Linked DNA regions of Mus musculus: all the other regions are linked to region 1. The links are chromatin loops, found by intact Hi-C in ENCODE. Cell type or tissue: heart. All regions are shown on one strand. Region 1 has its middle 280 kb from the start of Gm24638. Region 2 has its middle 15 kb from the start of Gm28979. Region 3 has its middle 20 kb from the start of Gm24638.

Region 1 (5,000 bases):
GGAATATGCGATGAGATCTCTTAGCGAAGTGACCCAAGTCTAAGTGTGAAGTCGGTTCCCATTCCCCACGCCCCTTGTTGTTTTCTGCTGTGCCTGTGTTGTAACTACAGCTCATCACATGAGTCTAGGGGTGGAATTTTCCACTTGTGGCATCATAGAGGTTCTCGAAGGGCTTGAGATCTTTGAAGCATTTCAGATCTAGGGCTTTCGGATTTTACGTGCTCTACTTCTATTTCTACAGGTACGTGAGAGCATCTAAAAATAGAAACACTGACCCATGCCAAGTCGTGAGGAAGAGAGGGATCCAACAACATTCTCTCCCCCACACAGGTAGGGTGTAATATGGTATCACTGCCTTGAAAAACTATTTTGAATTAATTATTTTTAAATGCTTGGGCTGAATAGTGATCAATTAATATATGTACCACATATACCACAGGACCTCAAGTTTGGTTCCAGAACCTACAACTGGAAGCTCACAATCACTCGTGACTCCAACTCTGACCTCCTTAGGCATCTGCACCCATGTACATGCACTGATACATGCACCCATGCATGCGTGCACGCACACACACACACACAGTTAACAAAGATATAAATCTATTTAAAAATTTAAAACCCACCTATTATGACCCACCCATCCTTCTAGATATTTTCCAAAGAGAAACGAAGTGTACACCTGTACAAAGACTGGTGAGTAAGGGCTCATAGCAATTTCATTCATAAAAGCCCCCAAATGAACACAATTCAAATGTCTATTAACAGGCAAGTGAATGAATGAATTAGGATACAGCCGTGTACTGATAGTCAACAGCAATAAGGGATGAGCCATTGATAAAACAACACTGATGGATTTCAGAATAATTACACTGACTCCATGGAGCCAGTCAGAAGATAAATGACACATAATAGCCCTATTTATATAAACTTTAGAAAAGGCAGACCACTTTGTAATAATATAAAGTACCTCTATTAACCTGTGAGTGATGGAAGTAGGTGAAGCAGGCTACACCCCTTTTGCAGGGAGCCTTTGGGAAATACATCCATGCTATTGTGATGGATTCGTGTGAGTTTTCATACATCAAGATTCACCAAATTGTACATGCTGAAAGTGTGGATATTAAAACAAATACAGATTATAAAGTGACAAGGTCCGGGGCATTATTTAAAGGAATGCTTTTTATTTTTATTTACGTTGGGGTGGGGAGCTTTAAAAATGATAGTACTGTAAAAGGGTAAAGGAAGCAGGGAAGCACTCAGAAACTGCAGTAAAAGTAGGTGCCTCGGAACTAGGGAAGGAAGCAGGGGCTGAAGAAAGAAGCATTTAACTTGGAGCCAAGACAGAGCTCAAGGAAGCTAGAGAAACATTACCCCCGTCTGTTCAGAGAAAGAGAGCCATCCTGCACCACACACGTTTGCATGCACACATGCACTCACAAACTCATGCAACCTCCCCCCCCAACCCCCTCACACATACTTCCAATGACCAAAGTATCCTATTGCCAAAAGGGATCAAGAAGAGACTGCAGAAAATTGGGAGTCTCTGGGTGCCTTCCTTTTCTAAAAGTCTCAAGGCTTCAGGAAAACTCCAGGAGACAAAAAGCTTTGCAAAGTTTCTGAGTGATGTAGTTCAGTGGTCTGCAAGTGGTTACCACCGCTGCTGCCTCTGTCGCCACCACCACCGGCACTACCGGCACCACCAGCACCATCATTACTATCACCAACAGCAGTTAAAAGGGACGCCCAAGTCCGTGTCTTTTGATTAGGGGCACTTGATAGCAGCTGCATACTGTACTAGTTACTTTTCTAGTTTCCAGGACAAACAATCCGTCTGTCTCAATGGTTTTAAGAAGTTCTCGAACCATCTTGGTGGGTAAGGCATGTCGCTGGCAATGTCTGGGTCTGTGGTAGCAGGCACTGGTGGTTACATCAGTTGACTTGGGCTGGGACACAGACAACTTTGGCTGGGACAGAGGTTGGTACAGTTTTCAAGCGCCCATATCTAGTAACCCACCTGTCAGGCCTTACCTCTCAGAGGCCCCACAGCCTCTAAGTTATGAGACACACTGGAGATCGATTATATAGAACTTGACATTTTGAGCTTGACATTCCAGATTCAAACCATAACACCTGCACACGCAGCGACGTTGGTCCATTATACTGATTGAAACTGTAAATGTGTAAGATAGGAAGCGACAAAAACTGTTTCCACATTTGATGTTACATCACAAATTGGAGTAAGCACACCTCAATTTGGAGACCACTGGGCTAGATAAAGAGTTCCAATCATATGTAGTGAACAGGGAACAATCAGACTTGTCCTGGAAGGTCAAAACAACATTTTTAAAAATAGAAATATTTGTGATAACCAACACTGGAAGCAGTTGGCCCAGCCAAAGGAGAATTGCTGGCCAAATTTATATCCATTTGGCAGACTGTCGAGCAACCACTTCAAACAATGTTTTCAGAGACTCCTCTGGCATGCACAGTGTTCATGAGGTGCCATGAATGCAAAGGGCAATTGACAATACCCCAGCACAAAGGAGAATTATTAATGTATCGTGGAAAAACTCAGAAGAAATGGAGGTGCAACAAAATGGTTGAGCACTTTATGTTTCTACTCTGTCCTTCAGTTTCCGAATGCTTCCAAGTGGGAAATTTCAAGCATATGATTATAAAAAAATACAACAATTTTGTGAAGAAAATATAAATAATTTCATCGTGCTGAGTGTGGTGGGTGGGAGGCCGAGACTACAAGATTTCAGGTCTAGCCTGCGCAAAGTAGAAGTCCTTGTCTTGAAAATATTGAAGTTAGTTAAATAATCAACTGGGTCCATAAAGCAGTATGTTAGTTACTTTTTTTGTGATAAAATACTTGGTGAAAGACATTTAGCTGGCTCACAGCTCAAGGGTAGAATCCATCATGACAGGGAAGGTACGGCAGCTGAGGAATGAGGTGGATGGTCACATTACATCCTCAAGCAGGAAACAGACAGATGGATCATGGTGATCAGTTGGCTTTCTCCTGTTTATTAAGCCTGGGACCTTAGTCCATGGAGTGGTACCACCTATAATTAGGAGCAATCTTTCCACCTCAATGAACTTGAACCCTAAACTCCCTGACTATGCATCACATAAACTGTCTGAATCCTCAGCAATGATCGGAGCAAGGACCCCACCAGCACAGGGTATCTACTCCCCTCTCCCCCAACCCCTCCATTCTTCTGTGTTAATCATCTGGTCATCCATAGACAAGGCCCACAAACATAAGGGGTTTCAGATGCAGGATTTCTCCATATAGTGTCTCAGCTAGATACCGTGTGTTGTCACACCACGTGATCATATCCTATAAGCAGGAGTCTTTCTTCCCTTACAGAAAACAATCTTGATTTTTCTATGAAGCACGGTGGTTGAAGGATGTCCTGGGTGCTACATTCCTAAAAGACTCAAGAGGTAAAGATTCTGAGACGAGCAGATAAATGGGTGTTGTCTGAAAGGCTGAGAGGTGAGGGATCACACAATTTTGTGGGTCCACAGCCATAGACTTACCAAATCCCCAAGTCTGTGACTAGGGATATCCTGCCAAATGTGATCCAGGTTTAGTTCCAGACATAAAAGGAAGCACTTTCTCTCTCAGTGAATAATAAATGTATTGGAACTCATTGGAATTCATCACCCCCAAGAGGTGAGGCTGGCAGGAAATACAAACGCCTTCCAAAAAGGTTCAGGAAAATTTATGAATGATGGAATTGTGAACGACCTCTCTTGTACCTTTCTCCGTACTCCATTTGCAAAAGCAGACATGGTCTTTAGAGGCTGAGAAGGAGCTGACCTCATGGATGCTGGCTACTCAGATTTCTGCTGCTGGCCAGGCAAGGTCAAGGCCCCCATTTTATGTTACCATGGCATCCGGTGTTTAAATCTTCACAGCCCCGCCTACATGGTTATAAATACTCATTGATGTGCCTGAAGCCCAGCTAAGAAGCCATATCAACAAGAGCAGAGTCAATGCTAAGTAAGTGTGCAATAAAGTTGGGTTGAAAGAAAGAACATCTGTCCTTGTTTGCGAGATCTACCCAGGAAGGCATGCTGGCAGTTCTACTGGATCAAGGTCAGGCCTTGATGTTTGGATGCTGCAGGGATGTGGGCTATTTGGGCATGTTCCAGTATATACTCCCCAAATCGTAGCAGAGGAGAAAACACAGTGGAGTGGCAATATCATCTCTGCTTAGAGAGTGCTCTTAAGGAACACCTTATCTACCACTATACAAGAACATCTCTGGTGAGGAAAAGCCCCAAGACCCATAGAAGCTTCCCCAACTAATGTCTACAAAACCCCCTCAACCCCTGACTTGCTTACCAGAAAGTTCTGCTGTCCACCATAGTGGCTTTCTGGGCTTTCCCCTGCAATCCAATTCATTTGCAATTTCCTGATAATCTCCATTGCCCTCTGTTACTGTAGCGGCGTATCTCTAATGCCCTGTCTTTTACCATTCATCTTCAGGTTATAGGTGTAGGGAATCAACTTTATTTTTCCAGTAATTGTCAGCATCAGTGCTAATTCCGTAGATATCGCCTCCATAAATGTAATATTATGCTAATTTTAATGCAAATAAAGTGATCAGTTCAGAGAAGTGGTTTGCTCTAATGGGATTTTGTCTACACTGAAAATTTTATAAGACAGTCTATGTTTTGGTAGGATATGGTGCACCAGGGTCCTGTTTCCTTATTCTTGATTTATGACTTGGCAGATAGATTATAGAATCACGGGTTTGAATCAGTTTTATGGGTAAAATGTGGTCACAGATGGTGACATTTGGCTCACTGTTAACTACACATAGTCAAGAAGTGGTAACCCACGTAAGGTTTTCAGGAACAAGAGGAACAAGCACAGCATCAGAATGCTGTCTCTGGGTTTGTGATTGTTACAACCTGGTGACTAGGCAGGATGGCTCATCTGCTACAGGGTCTCCTTGTCAGGGCTCATTTGAAATGCTATT
Region 2 (5,000 bases), 350 kb after region 1:
GGAAAACAAAAGAAGATGAACTTCAAGCCTATCCGTTTGCTCACTGTTACCTGCTCTGGTTACAAGTTTACCGAGGAAGAGGGCTGAAATGATTAATTAATGTGAAGTTTGGAGACTGCCTAGGAAGCTCATTTGTTCAAGCTCATCTTTCCTCCTGAAATCATCTGTACAATACAGTGCATTGGCCTTGGGATTAGGCGATTAGGCTAAGATAGTCACCATGATTATGTTGTCTGGAGGAAAAGCAATCATGGCAAATAATTAAGGGAAGAAGGCTGGCATTGGATCTCCTTTGTAAGAGTCAGTGTTACATGCAAGAAATAAAAATAGAATGACCACAGGGCACAGCTAGCCCGTTCCTGGAATGTACCCAGAGAACTCTGTAACCTACCACAGTGATATTTGCACATCCGTGTTCATTGCTGCTCTATTTACAATAGCAAGAAAATGGAGCCAGCCTAAATGCCCATCAACAGATGAATGGATAATAAAAATGTGGCATGCACACACAGTGGAATTTTAATCAGCTGTTGAGAAAAAATGGAATTATGAGGCAGGAGAGATAGCTCAACAGTTAAATACATATACTGCTTTTGCAGAGGACCCAAATTCAGTCCCCAACACCCATGTTGTAACCACCTATAACTTCAGGGGGTCATCTGGCCTCCGAGGGCACCTGCATGCATGCACACACCCACACATACATTCACAGACACAGTTTTAAACTACTAAGGTAAAGGAAAAAATGAAATTTGCAGGAAAACTGATGGAACTGTAAAGGATTGTATAGTAAGTGAGGTGACCAAGTCTCAGAAAGAAAAACAATCACCTGTTCCCCCTTGTCTGCAGACCCTGTGTTAGTAAGAGTTTGGGAAAGTGGGTTAGAGAGTGTGAAACTAGACAGGAGACTGCAAGAGGGAAACAAGAAGTGTTGAGAAAGGGTGGGGCTGGGTAAAGGTCACATGTGGTGTGAAATAGAAAGGATACTGGGAATGGGATGGGAAAACACAAAAGAAAGAGAGTGGGGGAACTGTTGGTAGAGGAAAAAATTAAAATATTTTGACAAAACCATAATAAAAACCCAATTCTTTATAAGCTAATACATTTCCAAAATAAATAGATTATCCTAAATTTAGTCAGGCCAAGTGTGCCATGCTTATATTCCTAACCCAGGAAATGGGGGAGTGAAGTCACAAGTTCACGACCCTCCTAATGTACACAGCAAGATCCTATCAAAGGAAGGGAAGGAGGAAGGAAAGGAAGGAAGGAAGGAAGGGAGGGAGGGAGGGGGGGAGGGAGGGAGGGAGGGAGGGAGGGAGGGAGAGAGGGAGAGAGGGAGAGAGGGAGAGAGGGAGGAATCAAAACTTCATGTCATCTCACAGGTTTTTAATTAAATTATAAGATGTGATGTCTTACATCTAGTGAATGCCACTAGATATTTCACTAGAATACCTCCAATAGCTCCTTTGTTTATCTATCCCAATTGCAGAAGCCTCACTATAGAGAAAGATGTGCTTACAGAAATAATCTTAATAATGCTCTTAGGAAAGCTGATTTTCAATGATGGAGAATTTACACAAGCCACTGAGCAAACATTACAGCAAGCTAAGCCAGGTTGTTAAATAAACAATTAATACTGACCATGAAAGATAATCATGTAAAATGGAACTTAATCAGTGAAAATGGAAGATCATCAAGAAGAGGAAATTGGAGCTTTTCAAAACAGATATTTACCTATAAATACATATATGTATATATGTTGTATTTAAAGAAATAGTCTGGCTTTGTTTTCCTCTAGACAAAAGATTCTTGTTTTGTAATTTAATATTTGTTGGTTTGTTCAGACCATTATTTTAATATTCATCAGAAAATTCTTTTCCCCTTAAGCGTGTAGTTTTCCTATTATGGTCTAGTGTATACCCAAGGCTGAAAGCTTTTATAGAAGGAATACAGCTCTAATCTTTGAAAAACATGATAAGATATATAATTTACTGAAATTCACTTTATTATCAAATTTGCAAGAATATATCTAAGGCATAAAATGAGGTCTCCCTACACATTATGCTACAGGCTCAACTTCCAAAGTTGTCTTACCCAAAACTCAAAGAAAACTTATCCACAGAGTAGAAAGAGACTGAACCAGACTCCGATGGCTTCTACTCTTCCTGTCACCCTCCAACCCTGAGACCGGGGCCAGCCGCTTCTCTCCTAAGCCCTCTGCAACAAATGACCTCCACATTCTTCCAACCCTTCACGAGTAATCTATGGGACAAAAGAAAGAGGTTGTTCCAGCAGGAAGAAAATCCAAATGAGCTAAGGAAATGCAAGATCAAAGTTCAGTTGAGGATAGGTATGGCACTACATGACAGGCCACTGGCCAGATAACTTTAATTAGCCGGAGGTGTTGGGGGAGGGCTTGCTTGCTCCCAGATCTGGAACACAGTGCTGCTATTTCATGAATTTTACAGTTCCACCTAGACGTAGCTGAACTCTGGGAACCTCTTTTGTATGAAGTAAAGGATTTGTGAGCCAGAATGCCAATCTAATAACCTACCCAATAGGGGTAGATATTTATAGTGTCTGAAGCACTCTTTGCAGCTATTTAGAGTGTTGATTCCTGTTATTAAGGTAACTGGAGCCCTGAACCACTCAACAAAGTGCTAGTTGACTAAATATAAAATTAGTTAGAGCTAAGCTGGTGCTGAGAGAGCAAGGAACCACAGAGAAACTTTCAAGGTCAGACTAAAGCAAGCAATTTTAATCATGTGTGTGTACATGTATTCTCTGAGGCCATAAGAAGGCATGATCTCCTGGAGCTGGAGTTACAGATAGTTTTGAGCTGCCCAATATCTGACTCTAACTCAGGTCTTCTACAAAAACAACATTTGCTCTTAACTACTGAGCCATCTCTACAGACCAAGAAAGTATTCTCCTCCCCCCCCTTTTTTTTATTGGGTATTTATTTCATTTACATTTCCAATGCTATCCCAAAAGTCCCCCACACACTCCCTCACCCACTCCCCCACCCACCCACTCCCACTTCTTGGCCCTGTCGTTCCCCTGTACTGAAGCATATAAAGTTTGCACGACTAATGGGCCTCTCTTTCCACTGATGGCCGACTAGGCCATTTTCTGATTCATATACAGCTAGAGACACAAGCTCCAGGGTACTGGTTAGTTCATATTGTTGTTCCACCTATAGGATTGCAGATCCTTTTAGCTCCTTGGGTACTTTCTCTAGCTCCTCCATTGGGGGCCCTGTGGTCCATCCAATAGCTAACTGTGAGCATCGATTTCTGTGTTTGCTAGGCCCCGGCATAGTCTCACAAGAGACAGCTCTATCTGGGTCCTTTCAGCAAAATCTTGCTAGTGTATGCAATGGTGTCAGCGTTTGAAGGCTGATTATGGGATGGATCCCCGGATATGGCAGTCTCTAGGTGGTCCATCCTTTCGTCAAAGCTCCAAACTTTGTCTCTGTAATTCCTTCCATGGGTGTTTTGTTCCCAATTCTAAGAAGGGGCAAAGTATCTTATATCTTGGGTATCCTAAGTTTCTGGGCTAATATCCACTTATCAGTGAGTACATATTGTGTGAGTTCCTTTGTGATTGGGTTACCTCACTCAGGATGATGCCCTCCAGGTCCATCTATTTGCCTAGGAATTTCATAAATTCATTGTTTTTAATAGCTGAGTAGTACTCCATTGTGTAAATGTACCACATTTTCTATATCCATTCCTCTATTGAGGGGCATCTGGGTTCTTTCCAGCTTCTAGCTATTATAAATAAGGCTGCTATGAACATAGTGGAGCATGTGTCCTTCTTACTGGTTGGAACATCTTCTGGATATATGCCTAGGAGAGGTATTGCGGGATCCTCCAGTAGTTCTATGTCCAATTTTCTGAGGAACCGACAGACTGATTTCCAGAGTGGTTGTACAAGCTTGCAATCCCACCAATAATGGAGGAGTGTTCCTCTTTCTCCACATCCTCACCAGCATCTGCTGTCACCTGAATTTTTGATCTTAGCTATTCTGACTGGTGTGAGGTAGAATCTCAGGGTTGTTTTGATTTGCATTTCCCTGATGATTTCAGGTGCTTCTCTGCCATTCGGTATTCCTCAGGTGAGAATTCTTTGTTCAGCTCTGATCCCCATTTTTAATGGGGTTATTTGATTTTCTGGAGTCTACCTTCTTGAGTTCTTTATATATATTGGATATTAGTCCCCTATCTGATTTAGGGTTGGTAAAGATCCTTTCCCAATCTGTTGGTGGCCTTTTTGTCTTATTGACGGTGTCTTTTGCCTTGCAGAAGCTTTGCAACTTTATGAGGTCCTGTTTATCGATTCTCGATTTTACAGCGCAACCCATTGCTGTTCTATTCAGGAAATTTTCCCTGTACCCATATCTTCGAGGCTTTTCCCTACTTTCTCCTCTATAAGTTTCAGTGTCTCTGGTTTTATGTGGAGTTCCTTAATCCACTTAGATTTGACCTTAGTAAAAGGAGATAGGAATGGATCAATTCTCATTCTTCTACATGAAGAAAGTATTCTTAACCAAGGGTTTCAGATATCATCCTGGGCTTCAAGAGATCTGTGACCTTATGAAGATTGTATGCAGAACTCCATAAGAACAAAGAAAAAATTTTTATTCTTCTCTCATATTGTACATTCCAACCAGTTTCTCCTGCTCCACTCCTCCCAGTTCTCCCCATACTTCTTCTCTCCCCCACATCCACTCCTCTGCTTGCCTTCAGAAAAGAGCAGACTTCCCAGGGATATCAACGCAACATGGCATAACAAGATACAGTAAGATTAGGCACAAACCCTCATAGTCAGAGGAAGAATCCCAAGAGCAGTCGAGTCAGAGATTCCCACACTCTCGCTGTCAGGAGTCCCACAAAAACAAAAACACCATAACATGTATGCAGAGGACCCAGCACAGATCTGTGCAGACTTCATGAGCCTGGTGAGCCCTGCTTAGTTGGTTCTGTGAGCTGTGTTCT
Region 3 (5,000 bases), 260 kb after region 1:
ATATATATATATAAGTTAGGAACAGTTTATTACTCTATTTAACCAAGTAATGGAGCTTGGTTTCTCATAGGACCTATGACCTAGACATCTACTCGCTGTTAACAGTGGCAGGCATGAGGTCTGTCTTGTGAAGCAGGTCTTCCATCCAATTATAAAGAGGTTGTTTATTCCCACCCCATCTACAAAATTAAAAATGTCTAACTCATTTGTGTCACACGTGCCATGCTTCAAGTGTCTAACAGTTTCCTGCTGGATGGAAAAGAAGAGGATATTTCCATCATTGTAGACACTGTAGCTTCACACAGTGTTGCTCCAGGGCCTCACTTGGATTACTTAGAATCTCACAGAATCTACGGAGCTGGCAGTGAGTAGAGTAAGGATGGGGGTGTGGATGGAATCCAAAGTCTGCAAATCAACTGAAATCCAGCTCACACGATTATCACATTCAAGACCTTGGACCTTTTACTTAACCTTCCTGAGTCTTTATTATGCATTAAATTGAATAATCATCTTTTTCTAGGGGGAGTGGCAAAGAGTAAAATGGTACACAGAATGTAAACCAAAACAGAGGAGATGCTCGGAAATCCATGGCCATTATACGGAGAAGCCAGAAGAACCTTTCATGGGTATCACCTAGACCCAAAACAGTAGTCGGTCAGACCTGCTCAGAACCAGAAACACAGCACTCAAATCAGTATAGAACTAAGAGCTCCTCAGCCTTCCTGAGGTTCTTTGAAGGTCATTGGCCTTATACCTACCATCAGCCCAAGAAGATGAGCCCCCTCCAAGCCCCATCCTACAGATGATGTAACTGAGGTTCACTGAAGAGATGGGTAGGGTAACTGCAAGTCAAACCTCACACCTTCTCAGTCATCTGATGAAATGGCTCACTGTGGTCACATTCAGGGGGTTTTCAGAATCACTGTCTAAAGTCTTTCTTGGGTTTTATTCAGCCATAAAGGAAAATGAAATCACAACATTTGCACACACACACAAAAAGAAAAGGATGGAAATAAAGGATCACTTAGGAGAAATAATTGCCAGACTCAGAAAGACAAATTTTGTGTGTGTTTTCTCCTATGTGTGATATAGATTGAGATGGGGAGAGGAAGGAGGGAAGGGAGAACTATAGAGACAGAGAAGAATAGAAGATAAACTATTTGAGACAAGGAATGGGGTGGGGGATGGAGAAAGAGAAGGTGATGAGGGTGAGTATAAGTGTATCACATATATGAATATGAAACTGTCATAATGAAACCCATACTTTGCATAATTAATATATGCTAATAAAAATTTAAATATGATAAATAAATAAACAATCTCCTCCTTAAACAGACTGTGTCTATCAGGAAAGATGAGCAGGCTGGGATCCTTGGGGGTTGGGGTTATGGGCAGAGGTCTCTTGCTATTCCCAGGGAAAGATGAAGAAGAGCTCAGAATAAGCCACAGGGTCATACCGAGAACAGACACCATGTCCAGGCACCCTCTACTGGGGAAGGAGAAGAAAAATAAACAAACACATAGCTTGTGAAAATAGAATTGGATGTCCTCTCTGATCAGAACTGAGTGCTGACCTCCAAAAGGAGGAATCAGAAGGAATCAGCCTTCCAGGGTGGATAACGATAAACAGAAGCAAAGATGTTCCCATTCATTTATGGCATAAAACACAGTTGTGGGATGAGAGAGCCCATTTTGGTATGACAGGAGAAGGCATATAAAGGCTATGTGGAGCCCAGCCCTGACTGACCACATTATAACTCGACAAGAGCTGGAGGAGCACTGCAGCTAACAGTGTGGCCCCTTTAAGAGAGAGAGAGAGAGAGAGAGAGAGAGAGAGAGAGAGAGAGAGAGAGAGAGAGAGAGCGTGCTTTGCTTATTTTTATGAAGGCACCGAACATAACTAGCAGGATTTAAACTTGACTTTCCATACTCATTTGTGTTTACCCATAGCCTGCTCCATTTTTTCCCCAGGTTCTACACTAATGAAACGCTTATTTAGATGCTGGGGCCATCTGTGGCTGGTGCCTGCCGTGGGCACATCCCTTGCTCCTCATCTGCAGTTTGATGACATCTTGGAGCATGGGGAATTTCCCAGAATACCCCAGTCTTGGAGCCTAGTTGTGTGGGGAGTGAGAGTCAGAGAATAGAGGTCAGGCACCAGTGCTCCTCTGCTCCAAGGGGCTGGTCCTACTGCTCTGCCAGGAAATGTTGACAGCTGGCATGCATGTGGGCAGGCTCATCTACCAAGGGACACATTAGCTTGCGCAGGGGACAGAGGCATCAGTCTGGCATCATAGGTGTGGGTTCCACACACTAGTGACTCTGTGACTAGTGGCCCAGGCTGTCACTTCCTCCTGCCCCCACTCAACTTTCTCCATCCATACAGAGAACACCAACCCGTCTGGCTTCATCCACCCTATTTGGCTGCTTGCTCAGGTTTCTGTTCATTGGCCCATGTGATTTTTTAAACATCAGGTGGATTACATTCCTTTCAATTAATAAAGTTGGCACCAGGGCCTGCCTGTCACTATGGGTCCTTGTACACTCTCCTGATAAGTGTTCCCTTGCCCCCAGCATTGGCAGCCATGAGTCCCAAGACTTGTGTCTGTCCACAGCAATGACAGGCGAGAACAGCTGGCAGAGCACTTGTAGCCTTGCCCTTGGATGAGCCCTGTGGATGGCAAGCTCCCCACTCATGCTGTCCTTGCAGCAGCCTGACCCTCTGGGACCTCTACCCGAGCCACGCTTGACAAACAAGATGTTGCCGTTTCTGGCTATTTTTCTCTCCTCCCAGGTCCAGACTCGCTCTATGACAAAAATAAAATATCAAGTCCTTAACCACGCTTCAGTCACTGGACTCTGGTCTTTCTAAATGCCGTTCCTCGAGATTGTTTGATATGGGCTTTCTCTGTCGGTCATTCAACCTTCTTCATGGCTCAATGAGGGCCAGAATTCACCTGTGTTGTGCCTGGTGTTTTCCCATACCTGGCAAAGATAACTGTTTGTGGAGCAGACAAATTGCTTGCATAAGAGGAGACAGTCAAGCAAACAAACAAACAATAAAGCACAACATGAACAGTTGTTTTTATTTTCTAAGGCAAATATAAAGTTCTTTGGGAGGGTACCAAATGTCCAAGGGCAAGGCCCTGTGAAAATAGGACTGAGGTCTGGGAAGAAACAGCTCAACCACAGATCTTTAGGGCCACAGGACTAGCTACAATGTTCCTGTGTAGGTAGCAATGCTAAACACCAGCTGGAGGGCCAATGACTTGACTCCAGAGATAAGGATGCATGCTGTCAAGATCAGTATCAGCACTCGTACTGCATATAGGAAGGGGAGGAAGAAGAGGAGGAGGAAGCAGGAGAGAAGGAGGAGGAAGAGAAAGAGGAGGAAGAGGAAGAGGGGGAAGAGAAAGAGGAGGAATAGGAAGAGGAGGAAGAGGAAAAGGAAGGAGAGAAGGAGGGAGAGGAGGAAGAGGAGGGAGAGGAAGGAGAGAAGAGGAGGAAGAGGAGAAAGAGGAAGAGGGGAACATAAATCAAAAGGAATGAGAAAGTAAACTGGAGAAAACATTTTTTAAAAGAACAAAGAAATGGGAAAGAGGCATGGCACGGCTTGGCTTTCCAAATGTGACAGGCTGTAGAGTTGTCCAGGGTCACGCCTGGAGAGGCTCTCCTGAGAGGTGCTGGAGAGGGGGAAGGCCTCTGTCCCAGCTTCTAGTTATCACCCTCCTTCAGGCTTCCTTCAAAAGCACCCTGCTACCACAAACCTAAAATACCACTTCTCTATGAGGTGGGCTTGATGGTCAAAAGCTTCTTTGGAGTCCTCTCCACCCGGAAACAGGATCTCAAGTGATGCTGTTGGTCTTGTCCGACTCTGAGGAAGGGCATGGAAGGATTCGGAGGCCCAACAATTTACTGGCTGGTCTTCTGATTCAAGGGATTCTGCACTTCAAATTGCTTCAGTCCAAACTCTTTATGATTTTTCTGGGCTACTGGGAGGAGAGCGTATTGATTCTGTGTTTTGATAAGGTCAGCAATGATCAACTCTGACAGTCGGGTGGATGGTCTGTCCCCTTCCCCCTCCACTGGATATGGCTGCACATGCAGAAAAGGAGAGAGGGAAACAAAGGCGGTGGGGGGAGGAGTAGGCAATACCTTTTGTCTCCATGGTTCTGAAAACCTCTTTAAGCCCCATCAGCAAAAGTGGGCTCATCTGGGACTGCAGCCGAGGAGAAGCGTAAGGGCACACTTGATCTTTTCCGCGTGCGGGTTTCATTTCCCTTTCCCCTTGTGTGTTCCTGCCCTGCAGCTTACTCTCCTGATGGTGACTCATTTTCCTCCAAAGAACCAATTAAGTTCTTCGTAACATCAGCAGACTCGCGATGACACTGATTAACGTTCAGAACCTGTAGGACTGTCGAGATGGGGATGACGAGGAAAGCACAGAGAAGGCCCCTCTGAGGCTTCCCGCAGTTGATTTGAGCTTGATGAGAAAAGTGCTCAGATTTTTCTCGCTTAGCTATAGCCCAGGAGGGGATGCTGCCTGGAGCTGCCTCCCCAGAAAGAGACTGCCTCTCCCCGAGAATGCCAGGCAGTTTCCCAAAGCTGTTCTATCAGTCATGGGCTCACTCCCTGGAGGCTGTCAGGATTTGGATAGGAAGAGTCATCCCAGCCCTCAAGAGACTGGCCTGTTGACGATTTGATCCCCAGCTAGCGGTACTATTGGATGAAGAAGGCACTGACGTCATCATCGGGTTGAGCACTGACAAGTTTATGTTGAATGGGCTCTTGGGAGATGGGGCCCTATTAGAAGTAAGTCAGCGAGCATGCCTTTGAAGAATATGTTGTATGCCTGCCTTCAGCACAGAGCTTGAAAGATCACTGCGCTGAACTGCATCAAGCAGGAAGAGGAAGCATACCAAGGGTGTCCTTGGGACCCCTTCCTCTGATGCGCTCTTCCACATTTCTGCTCTAACACCGGCTTGAAAGCAATGGCGCAT

What was found. Peaks named below come from ENCODE experiments on the same cell type or tissue, not always from the same donor. Only the 100,000 strongest peaks of a DNase experiment are listed, where the experiment ranks them.
Region 2: a loop joins it to region 1, with 5 times the contacts of the local background. A loop is called at or near these places in 6 of 42 quality-filtered maps.
Region 3: a loop joins it to region 1, with 4 times the contacts of the local background. A loop is called at or near these places in 3 of 42 quality-filtered maps.

Annotation. Positions count from the first base shown.
Region 1 is chr9:101,675,179-101,680,178 of GRCm38, reverse strand. No RefSeq gene overlaps it. Among named protein-coding and RNA genes, the nearest start is that of Gm24638, 280 kb to the right of the region's middle. In heart, no CTCF peak of the experiment used is centred here; a DNase peak (open chromatin) is centred at 2,418.
Region 2 is chr9:101,324,594-101,329,593 of GRCm38, reverse strand. No RefSeq gene overlaps it. Among named protein-coding and RNA genes, the nearest start is that of Gm28979, 15 kb to the left of the region's middle. In heart, no CTCF peak of the experiment used is centred here; a DNase peak (open chromatin) is centred at 2,403.
Region 3 is chr9:101,410,792-101,415,791 of GRCm38, reverse strand. No RefSeq gene overlaps it. Among named protein-coding and RNA genes, the nearest start is that of Gm24638, 20 kb to the right of the region's middle. In heart, no CTCF peak of the experiment used is centred here; a DNase peak (open chromatin) is centred at 2,441.